Regions from separate parts of the Homo sapiens genome. Here region 2 is linked to region 1. Evidence: chromatin loops called from intact Hi-C (ENCODE). Cell type or tissue: Caco-2. All regions are shown on one strand. Each heading gives the region's core, and the rest is flanking DNA. Links, peaks and the distances in the headings are about the cores only.

What was found. A loop is a pair of places that touch in the nucleus more often than their neighbours do. Peaks named below come from ENCODE experiments on the same cell type or tissue, not always from the same donor. Only the 100,000 strongest peaks of a DNase experiment are listed, where the experiment ranks them.
Region 2: a loop joins it to region 1, with 4 times the contacts of the local background. A loop is called at or near these places in 2 of 110 quality-filtered maps.

What each region holds. Positions count from the first base shown.
Region 1 is chr6:150,454,556-150,459,937 of GRCh38, forward strand. No RefSeq gene overlaps it. Among named protein-coding and RNA genes, the nearest start is that of IYD, 88 kb to the left of the region's middle. In Caco-2, for the core only: no CTCF peak of the experiment used is centred there; DNase peaks (open chromatin) are centred at 2,116 and 2,546; H3K4me3 peaks cover 220 bases.
Region 2 is chr6:150,512,543-150,517,924 of GRCh38, forward strand. No RefSeq gene overlaps it. Among named protein-coding and RNA genes, the nearest start is that of PLEKHG1, 85 kb to the right of the region's middle. In Caco-2, for the core only: no CTCF peak of the experiment used is centred there; a DNase peak (open chromatin) is centred at 4,839.

The DNA of each region.
Region 1 (5,382 bases), core at 53-5,052:
GGAAATGGATTCCCTCGATTGTGCCAGATACCCACAATGCCATAGGTGTGTGTGTGTGCATGTGTGTGTGTGTGCGTGTGCATGTATGTATGTTTGCATGTGTTATACATGAGTGCATGCATGCATTTGTGTATGTGCACATGACCTTGTGCATGTATGCAAATGTCGGGGAGCCAAGGCCTGGCGCAGAGGCTCATGCCTGTAATCCCAGCACTTTGGGAGGCCGAGGTGGGCAGATCACCTGAGGTCAGGAGTTCGAGACCAGCCTGGCCAACATGTTGAAACCCTGTCTCTATTAAAAACACAAAAAAATTAGCCGGGCATGGTGGTGCACCCATGTAGTCCCAACTACTCAGGAGGCTGAGGCAGGAGAATCACTTGAACCCGGGAGGCAGAGGCTGCAGTGAGCTGAGATTGCACCACTGCACTCCAGCCTGGGTGGTGATTGAAACTTCGTCTAATAATAATAATAATAATAAATTTTTAAAAATTATATATATATATATGTATATATAATCAGGGAGTCAAGTTTGCCTTCGAGATGCTGAGGAGAGAGTGCTCTAATCCCTCCCTGGTGTTGCCCTGCTGGAAAGAACTAGTGAGAGTGTGGGGAGGGGGAGGCTGAGCATCATCAGGGAACCTGAATGAGGCCTGGCAGTGCCAGCCAGCTTGTAGGAGGAGAGACAAATTCCTTCTAGGAGATTGCACTATTGTGGGCATGAGGGGGAGTGTGGACATATACTCTATTGTTCGAAGGGGGCCTGGAGAGTAATTGATCAAAGTCTCTTTGGGTTGAGAAAAAGGCACAGGCTCATGGCTCGTTTGCTTAAAACCACGCTAGGAGAAATCTATGGAAATTAGAGATCACAGATCTGAGGAATTAACAGAAAATGAGAGAAATTCTTGTGGAACTGAAAGCGGCTGTGATCTGCATGTGCTGTATGTGGTGGAGGGTGCCACCTGTGACCAGGGCACGGAGGGCACAGATTCAGTGGGGCAGGGAGACCTTTTATGTTTTGCTCTAACCTCATTTCCTCACTAGGATCTCAAAACACAAGAGATCAGGCACACACACACACACACACACACACACACACACACACACAAAACAGGAAATAGATATGGAATATTTCAAGAATCAGTTATCAAGCTTGAGTTGTGCAGAGCTCTGACGGCTGGTGACCCTGTGCTCTGCCCAGCCTCAGCCACCCACTCCCTGCTCACACCTGTGACCTGACTTCACCACGAGGGCAGTGGCTCCATGACCTGAGGTCTAGGCACCCCACCATCACTCACTACTTCCCAGCATCACTGTCCATGACCATTACACCAACAACCCTTGAGCTTTACCGGGACCCACAATCCAGCATCTTTGCCCTCGTTTCTAGCCCACTCTTCAGCATCCTCCCCTCGTTCTGCCCCAAGCAAAGATCTCATACCTTACCACTGTAATTATCCCCTTTCTTGCATCCCAAACACCCGCTCACCTCTCTCCAGCTTACTCACCTGGAAATACCTCCGCTCCTGGTAACATCCAACTCCCTGCCTTCTCTTAGCCTCACCCAGGCAGCTGATGCAGCTGGAGACAAACACACAATATTGGTCAGCACTGTCTAGCAGTCTTCTCATATCTCCTTAGAAAATTCATTCCCTGACTCTCCCAGACAACTCTCTCTTACCCTCTTCCTTCTCCTCAGTCCTTCAGCATCCCTGCCTTCCCAGCTGGAGGCCTTGTTTTTCATTTGGCTGAGATCACAGAAACCCCCAGAAGGCATGCTTTTCACCTTCCAGTGCTTAGACTCACCCATCTGACCACACACCCTGCCTTCCCTTTTCAGTAGATGAACTCACTAAGGCCAGCTCCCGAGTTCTAGGTTGGGTTCCTCAGACGTGGATCCTGAGATGAGGATTTGGGTGAAGCAATTCTTAAGGAAATGCTCCCAGGAGAAACCAGGAATGGCATGGAGAAAGCACAACAAGGAGAGAGAAGAAGACAAGCAAGGGTGCAATTTCAGACAAAATCCCTTGGGGCGTGGCTTCTGTTGGAGAGGCAGGAAGTCCAGATTTGTCCTGCCTGCAGGCCAGGGGCTGGTCTCTCACGGGCCTGCAGTTATCAGCCACTGGCCAAGGGTCGCCCAGGGGCATACACACCCCCAGGTATTTATGGCTTTGCGGGAGCAGGCAAAGGGCTCTATTAGCCCGAGGGCAGGATCTGAAGAATTGTAGGTACGGGCCGTTGGAAGCAAAAGCACCAAAAGTATATCTATATATGTAATAATTATATTTGGGACATGCAGGAACATAAGTTGTAAAAAAAGAAAAAATGGAGTAAGAGAGATTGGAGGCAGGGGATTTAGGAGAGGAGAGCATGTTCAGTATCAAGTAGGGTGTTCAGGGTAAGCCTCATTCAGAAGGTGACATCTAAGTGAAGACATGAATGAGGCAAAGGAACTAGTGAAGAAGATACCCGGGGAAGAGTGGCTCAGGCAGCAGGACCTGCTACAGCAAAACCCCTCAGGCAGTAACACTCCTGGCAGTAACACTCCTGGCAATTGGGTGACCTGCTCATCCCATCTGCCTGGGACTTTCTGGGTTTACACCAGCAGATTTCAGGTGCAGCATTTTGGCCAGCATAGCTGGGAAAGTAAGAGGAGGAAGTAGGAGAAGAGGTCATAGAGATTACAGGGAGGGTGGCCAGATTAGGTAGGACCTTGTAGAATAAAGTATTTGGCCCGAGTAAAATGCGGAGCAGAGCATTGATGGGACTTGGTGTCTTCTTGCTCTCCATCTCCCTTCCTGCTTTGTTTTTGAAGCACTGATCACGCTGTTTGTCTATTTGCTTGTTTATTTTCTGATTCCCTGACTGAGATACGGGCTCCAGAGGGCAGAGGGTGTCTATGTTGTGTTCATTTCTATGACCTCAATGCTGAGAACAGTACAAGGTGCGTAGCAGCTCGTTAATGAATATTGGTTAAAGTGAACAAATGGGTGAATCTGGTATAAGATCCAGGAATCTGCCTGAACTGCCTCTGCCAACTCCCTACCCCCTCTCAAACCAGGAGCCAGTGACTTGGAAGCTCTTTTCTCTTTGTCGTTGGGAGGCAATGGGACCCCAAAGCACCTGGCACCCTGGTTTCTCCTCCAAGAGTACCTATCTCGATAGATTGATTTTTTTCTGAGTAGTGTCTTTCAAGACAAAATTGCTTCTCTAATGCCCTAGGCAGTTAGACCTGAGCCATTCTCAGTTATGATTGCAGCATAGATTTGTGCTCAAAGAAATATCCAATTCACAAAAACTGTCAGAAATATTGTATGAGGCTCACTTGAATCTCATAGCAGGATACACACTCTTCCAAAATGCCTGTAAGGAAAACATATAAGAGTTTCAAAATCAAACAGAAGTTAAATGTCGAGATATATTATGCCATTTGGTTGAAAACTCTAAAAGAATATTTCTTTTCCCAAACTGAACAGAAGATGCATTTCTAGCCATATTTCTTCAGTCTTTAGGTAGCCAAAACACTAAATATTTGTCAAAGACACTGCTGCTTAAGCAATAAAAAATGGGGCTCTAAGGACTTCTCTTCCATCAAGGACTTCACTGGCAGTTTATTGACCTGACCTCACTGTGGATTCCATAGGAGATACACCAAGGAAAATGGGGTGATTAGTTTAGTCAATCTTATTCCCAACTGTATCTTTACTTCTACAGTAAAATTTGCCCACACTTTACCTTTGCCGCCCACATATTAATTCTAGCCTAATTGCCTGATGGCACATTATTTTCATAATATTGATTTTTCTTCTCATTTTAAAATTAGTGCATACACATTGTAAACATTTTTTTTATTTGCTTGCTCCGATTCATTCCACTTCTCCTGGCCACAGCCACAAGATAGAAGTATGAAGGAACTTCTCAGTTCATTCGTATGGATGATGTTGTTTATAAAAATTTCATCTTTGGCTCTGTGCGGTGGCTCACACTTGTAATCCCAGCACTTTGGGAGGCCAAGGTGGGGGGATTGCTTAAGGCCAGGAATTCAAGGCCAGCCTGGGCAACACAGTGAGACTTCATGTCTTTAAAAAAAAATATTAATTACATTTTAAAAAAAAGAAATTCCATCTGCTTTCACATGTGGCCTTTTCTTATACTTAACGTTCAGGAGACTCACAAGCTTTTATGCTTTTATTATTTGGGGCGTGTGAGGACACAGCAATAGTGTTGTCATGGAAACTGGCAGGAGGTACCTCAGGAATGTCAAGCCGAGCATATAAACCAAAATCCCATGATAATTCCTAGGCCATGGGCATCAGAGTAATAATAAATTCTCGTTTTTAAAAATAGTGAAAACCTACATGTATATATAATAAAAATAGCAAACACATAGTGTTTTATGTGTTAATGCCAGACGCTATCCTAAGTGCTTTAAACTAAACTCATTTAACCCCACAACGTCTCTTGAGGTAAATACCATTCTCTCCAACTTATAGATAATAAAACTGAGGCACAGAGAGGGTAAGTAATTCATCCCAGGTCACACAGCTCCCAGGTGGATAAGCTGGGATTCAAACCTGTAGATCTGGCTGGAGATCTACGCTAGACGTTATGAATTGTACTGTCCACTCTCTGTGAGTGAAGCTCTCAAATACAGTACTTTTCCTACTCTCAGAACGAGTCGCTCTCCACCGATTCTATTTTTTTTCCTGATCTTGGTTATCCAGCTCAATCTAGAAGTCAGTACATTACATTTCTGGAACCTGGCACAACAGCATGGGGGAGACCAGTTCTGTCACTGACTCAGGAAGCCGTAAAAGTGAGGGGAAATCTGTTGTTCTGGGCAAACATAGGCCGTCTAGTATCATTCTTTTTTGTTTTGTTGTTGTTGAATTTTCCCCCCATATCTTCTGCTCTCTGGTTGGTGTAGACAAGCCCCAGGTTTTCCTCTATTTAAAACATTCTGGATGTGAAGTTAGTAAACAATTTAGGTGAGCGAGCATAAGTGAAGGAAGTGGAAACAGCTGGGGCTGCAAGGCTGCACTGGCCTGGGTTGTTTTTATGTGGGGGAGTCATTGGGAAAGCTCTCAAACCCGGCCTGGAGTGTCCCTCTCTGGGTCTTGTGGGACCTGCTGCCTCCTCGCCCTTCCCTGTCCTTCCCCTCCACTCCCCTCAATTCCTCCCTCTCCCTCCTCTCTCCATTCTGTTCCTTCCTCTGCTTGGGCTTCAATGTGAAGAAGTCAGCTAGGCTTGGTGGCTCACACCTGTAATCCCAGCACTTTGGGAGGCCAAGATGGGCGGATCACTTGAGGTCAGGAGTTCAAGACCAGCCTGGCCAACATAGTGACATCCCATCTCTACTAAAAATCCAAAAATTAGCCAGGCGT
Region 2 (5,382 bases), core at 317-5,316, 58 kb after region 1:
GGACATACTGGGTTAAATAAAATACAGTATTAAAATCAATTCCATCTATTTCTTTTTATTTATTTTTGTAATGTGGTTCCTGGAAAATTTTGATTACATGTGTGTCTCTCGTATTCCTATTGGAGAGAACTGCCAAGGAGATGCCCTCTCATCAACATATACACCACCTTGCCAGCAGAAAGGGCATGGACTCCCAGATGAGAAAATGTTGGTGATATGGACTAATAAGACTATTTGAGACAAATGCTCATTGACATTCAAAGAGGTTCTCAGCCAGGTGTGGTGGTTCAAGCCTATAAATCCAGCACTTTGGGAGGCTGAGGCGCATGGATAACTTGAGCTTAGGAGTTCAGGACCAGCCTAAACATAACAAGACCCCATCTCTACAAAATACACAAAACTTAGCTGGGTGTGGAGGCATGCACCTGTGGTTCCAGCTACTCGGGAGGCTGAGGTGGGAGGATTGCTGGAGCCCAGTAGATGGAGGCTGCAGCGAACCATGATTGCACTCCAGCTTGAGCAACAAAAGAAACCCTGTTTTTTTTTTTTTTTCTGAGGGGGGGTTTTCGTTTCACAAAAGGTTCTGTCACACTCTTAGATCTACTCAGCCCCCAAATCCCAAGTTAGGCAAACAAAGTCACATGCTGTTAGACTAGAAATTAGGAAATCAGGAATCAAAAAAAAAAAAAAAAAAAAAAAACCAAATTGTTGAGGAAAGAGCTGCCTTTCTTCAGAACTTAGAATTGATGTTTAATGGTATTAAAATCCACAGCGAGCATCCAACCCACAGAGACATTTGGATCTGTGAGAAAATGGAAATACCCGCGGATATCTTCAGAGGTCATTAGAAGTTGTGTTTGGTATAAACCTGTGGTACGATCATTGTTCACTCATGGACTGTCTTCTAGAAGAACATACTCTCTGTCTGTAATGTTTGCATCATGAAAAATGTAGGAAGGTGTCATCATTGCTAATATCAAAGATTAGGGGGTTTCATCTTAAACACTAGTATCTTCCCCAACAAGTGATCATTCCTCCATGTATGTAAATACTTTTGATGCTTCTTTTTTTAGCTAGTTGGTTTTTTCTTTTGAATGTAGCTTTTGTCTGATTACAAAAATAATATAAACTGTCCCAAAATTGTTAGAAAATGCTAAAAAGTATATATAAAGAAAGATCTAAAATCTCAGGACCCAGATGTAGCCTCTGTTAATATTTAGAAATATCTTCTTCCAGGTGATGTTCTCTGCATATTATAATAATTAGATATAGAATCTTATATTTTTGAATAAAGTGATATCATATTATACATACTGTTTTCTGTCTTGCCCTTTTGCTCAACAATATGTTGTGGACAGCTTTTCATGACATGAGATTTAATGCTACATTATTGTCTTAATAGTTATATGCTATTTCATGGAACAGATGACCCTCATTTAAAGTCTCTTGTAGATGAACATTGGAATTAATTCCAACTTTTCCTATCATAAACAACACTGCAATGAATATCCTTTTACACTGATATTTTCATATTGTCTGATGTAAAATTACACTGTAGATTTTTACCCTTCCAAGATTTTGAATGTGATTGCCTTGCAGAAAGCTTTCCACAACTTATACCAGCAGCATATGATTATGTTTGTTTTCTGATGCTTTTACCGAAACTAGGTATTTTAATACTTTTGAGGGACAGAGATGCCTGTCTGTTGTGCCATAACATATTAAATTGCCATTTTTCAACATCTGTTGACCTATAAACGACTATTTCATATGGATAGACTTAATATAAATTTCTTTTCTTTTTTTTTTTTTTTTTGAGACGGTGTCTCACTCTGTCACCCAGGCTGGAGGTCAGTGGCACAATATCAACTCACTGCAACCTCTGCCTCCCAGGTTCAAGCGATTCTCCTGCCTCAGCGTCCCAAGTAGCTGAGATTATAGGTGCCTGCCACCACACCCAGCTAATTTTTGTATTTTTAGTAAAGATATAGTTTCACCATGTTGGCCAGGCTGGTCTCAAACTCCTAACCTCAAGTGATTGGCCCACCTTGGCCTCCCAAAGTGCTGGGATTACAAGTATGAGCCACTGCACCCAGCCAGAAATTTCTATAAACACATTTCATTATCTTATACTTACATATAATTTTTGTTAAGATTTTAAAAAGGCATTCAATCAGTCACAAAGCTTTACAGATTGACCTTCTTACTAACCACCAACTCACTTCTCTCATTTGTGAAAATCCTGATGACGCATTGTTGCCAGGATGATAAATAAATCTGGTCATGTCATTAAAAACTCTTCAATGTCTCCTTGGTGTAGGGTGGTTCAGCTGCTAAAATTAGAAAAAAAATGGGGAGGATCATGTTTATGGAGGGGGAAGAATGAAATCAGAAGTTTCATTTCAAACACATTACATTTTAGGCAGTGTGAAATATCCAAGCAGAGGCATCAAAGAGCCAGCTAGAGATGTGATCCAGAGTTCAGAGCAGAAGACTTAGCTGAAAATTTGCATATCATCTGCCTAAAGATGGCATTTAAACCTGCAACCATCAAACCTGTACCTCCCTCTACAGTGCACTCTGTGTGAACCGGTTTAGTGGCTTTATCCTAAGCAAACTTGTGTAGGATGATGAAAGACTTTCTCTCAGACTGTCAACAAGTATAATTTATTAGGGAATATTTACATGCACAGAGGAAAGGGAACATTAATTCTCCTGTCCCCAAGGAGACACAACAAAGGCAAACGCAAAGATAAGCTAAGATGCTGTTCAAATTTGCAAGAAAAATCCTGGAAGGAATGTCTTGTCTTCTTCAATCTTTGTCACTAACTTCTACATCTTCAGAGTAGCCGTTAGAGTCGCCGTTTGTCCAAGGTGGCTTGAAAATGGCTCCACTCTGATTTATGGGAGGTGAAACAATGTTATGTATCAGGAAAAAGGAAGGTTTCTCAGTCAGAGAGACAGCAATCTGAATTCTCAGTCAGCCCTTTACAATCTTTGTGGCTTTGAGCGTTCTTTCTTAACTTCTCTACACCTCCTCACCTGTAAATTAAGGATACTAATGCCTACTCCTGGGAAATTCAGAGATGAAACGCATTCATAGCATAGCACACTTTCTGGCTCACAGCAGACCTTCAGTGAATACAGAATATTATCACTGAGAAATATATAAATCCCTTTTTAGCTTAGAGTTTTCACCCAGAACATGGCAGCACATTTGTCATGTGTGAAGGGGATTGGGTCTCCACTATGCCTGCACTGGCCATCCACATCAACTCCTTGTTTCTTTGCTGCTGAAATTCAAGACCTATGTATGTTCACCAGAAGTAAACACGCACACCTGCAGCATGATGGAATGGGTAAAATGCTCTGCTTCTGTCTCCTGGTGCTTGGGGTGGTAGGAAAAAAATGCATACAGGAAAGCTTCTGTTTTTGTTTCCAGAGTGAGTATCTTAAAATTGTCAAAGTTGGAAAAACTGTTATTTCAGAGACTGCAAGTGATTCTGCATTTTGGGGTAAAGGCCGAACTAGCTTCCCTCTCTTTGCTCTGGAAGGAAACCTGTTTTCTTTGTCATGAGGGTGTTAGGCAAGAGCCCACTCTGTGGTTGGGAAAGACCTGACCAAGGGGCGCAGGTGTTTGAGACAGCGAGTGCTGACCTGTGGGCAGAGCGGGACATCTGCAGAGATGAGGAGGGTGCTGAGTGTCCCCTCCCCAATCAGACTGGACTCAAGCAGGGCAGAGACTCAGACAGGATGGGGACAAAGGACTTCCACTGGAGAACCTGCCAGCTTTCTCAACTTCAACAATTTTAAGATACTCACTCTGGAAACACAACAGAATGACGGCCAACAGGAGCCCCCTGGGAGAAGCATGGCTCTTGGATTCTGGTAGTGATATCTGATTTTGACCTAAGTTTTCCTGAAATACTACACAATCACCATGAACAACAAGAATAATAAAGGCTAATCCTTATAAAGTGCTGTTAATTTTACATAAATGAGCACATTTAACCCTCACAGCTCTAAGTCCTTTTAGTATATCCACGTTACAGATAAGGAAACTGAGGTACAGAGAGATCAGGTAACTTGCTCAAGGTCACACAGATAATAAGATATGTCTTTCCTGCATCATGTAAGAGCCAAGCCCTTGTTAGACTCTTTTTGAACACTTAAGTCTATTGCTAAGCTGTATTTTATGGAATTGAGGTAGAAGCTGTGTCCATGCTTTGGGTAAATCAAGGAGGGGGAAGGGCAGAACTTGAGGAAGATACACATGATCTAACCAACGGAGGCACAGATGTCTGAGCAAGAGATGACCATGATGACCGGGTAGCTGCTGGGAACATACAGACAGTCCTGGAGGAGGCTCAGGAGCGAGCCGGGAGGGAGCCTCCAGGAAGAGTGGGCTTCCTACTGAGGGGTGCAGTTGGAATTCTGCTGTGAATTTTAAAAAGGATAAGTCCTGCAGGCTGGAGAATATTCAGGTTACATTTATGTTAGAGACATAACATTGAAGACAACTTGACATGAACGGGATTCTGTCTCCCCAGATTCCTATGTTGAAGCCCTAACCCCCAATCTGACTATATTTGGAGAGAGGGTTTTTATGGAGGTGACTAAAGTTAAATGAGGCCATATAGGTGGGCCCTAATTCGTGCATTTGATGATACTGCATTCAAAGAAGTGATTAAATAAAGTGAGGCCTACTGGATGGGGCCCTCAATATGACTCATGTCCTTATAAGAAAAGAAAGAGGCCTCAAGAGGCCATCTGAGGACACAGCGAGAAGGCAGCCACCCACAAGCCAAGGAGAGAGGCCTCTAGATAAACCAAGCCTGCAGCACCTTGATGCTGGACTTCAGCCTCCAGAACTATGACAAACACATTTCTGTTGGTTGAGCCACCCCCTCTGTAGTATTCTGTTACGGCAGCCTGAGTAGACTAAGACATCACTTCAGACAGAAATATTTCAGAAATGCCTTCCAAATTCCCACAGGCCCCATCTTTTCCCCTACTTTTAGAACTATGTCTCAGAATACTTGACGGAAATCTTCACTCATTCATTCTGCTGACCGCTAAAATCCAATCAACCCAAACCAAACCCTTTATCCCTGCCCTCAACCAGTGCCCAAAACAACTCCCCACTCTGACTTTCCAATTGTGGGGAGGTTGTCATCCCTTCAGTCACCTCCTCACCTTGGGCCCCCTTCCCTCTATCACCAAGTCTTCTCAGCCCCTCCCTGGGATATCCCTTGAAATCATTTCCTCTTTTCTCTTCCCACTGCCAAGTTGCATATCCACATACTTAGTACCTCCTCACCTATGCTATCCCCTGGTGGGATTTTTCTTTTTTTTTAAAGACAGGTCTCACTCTGTTGCCCA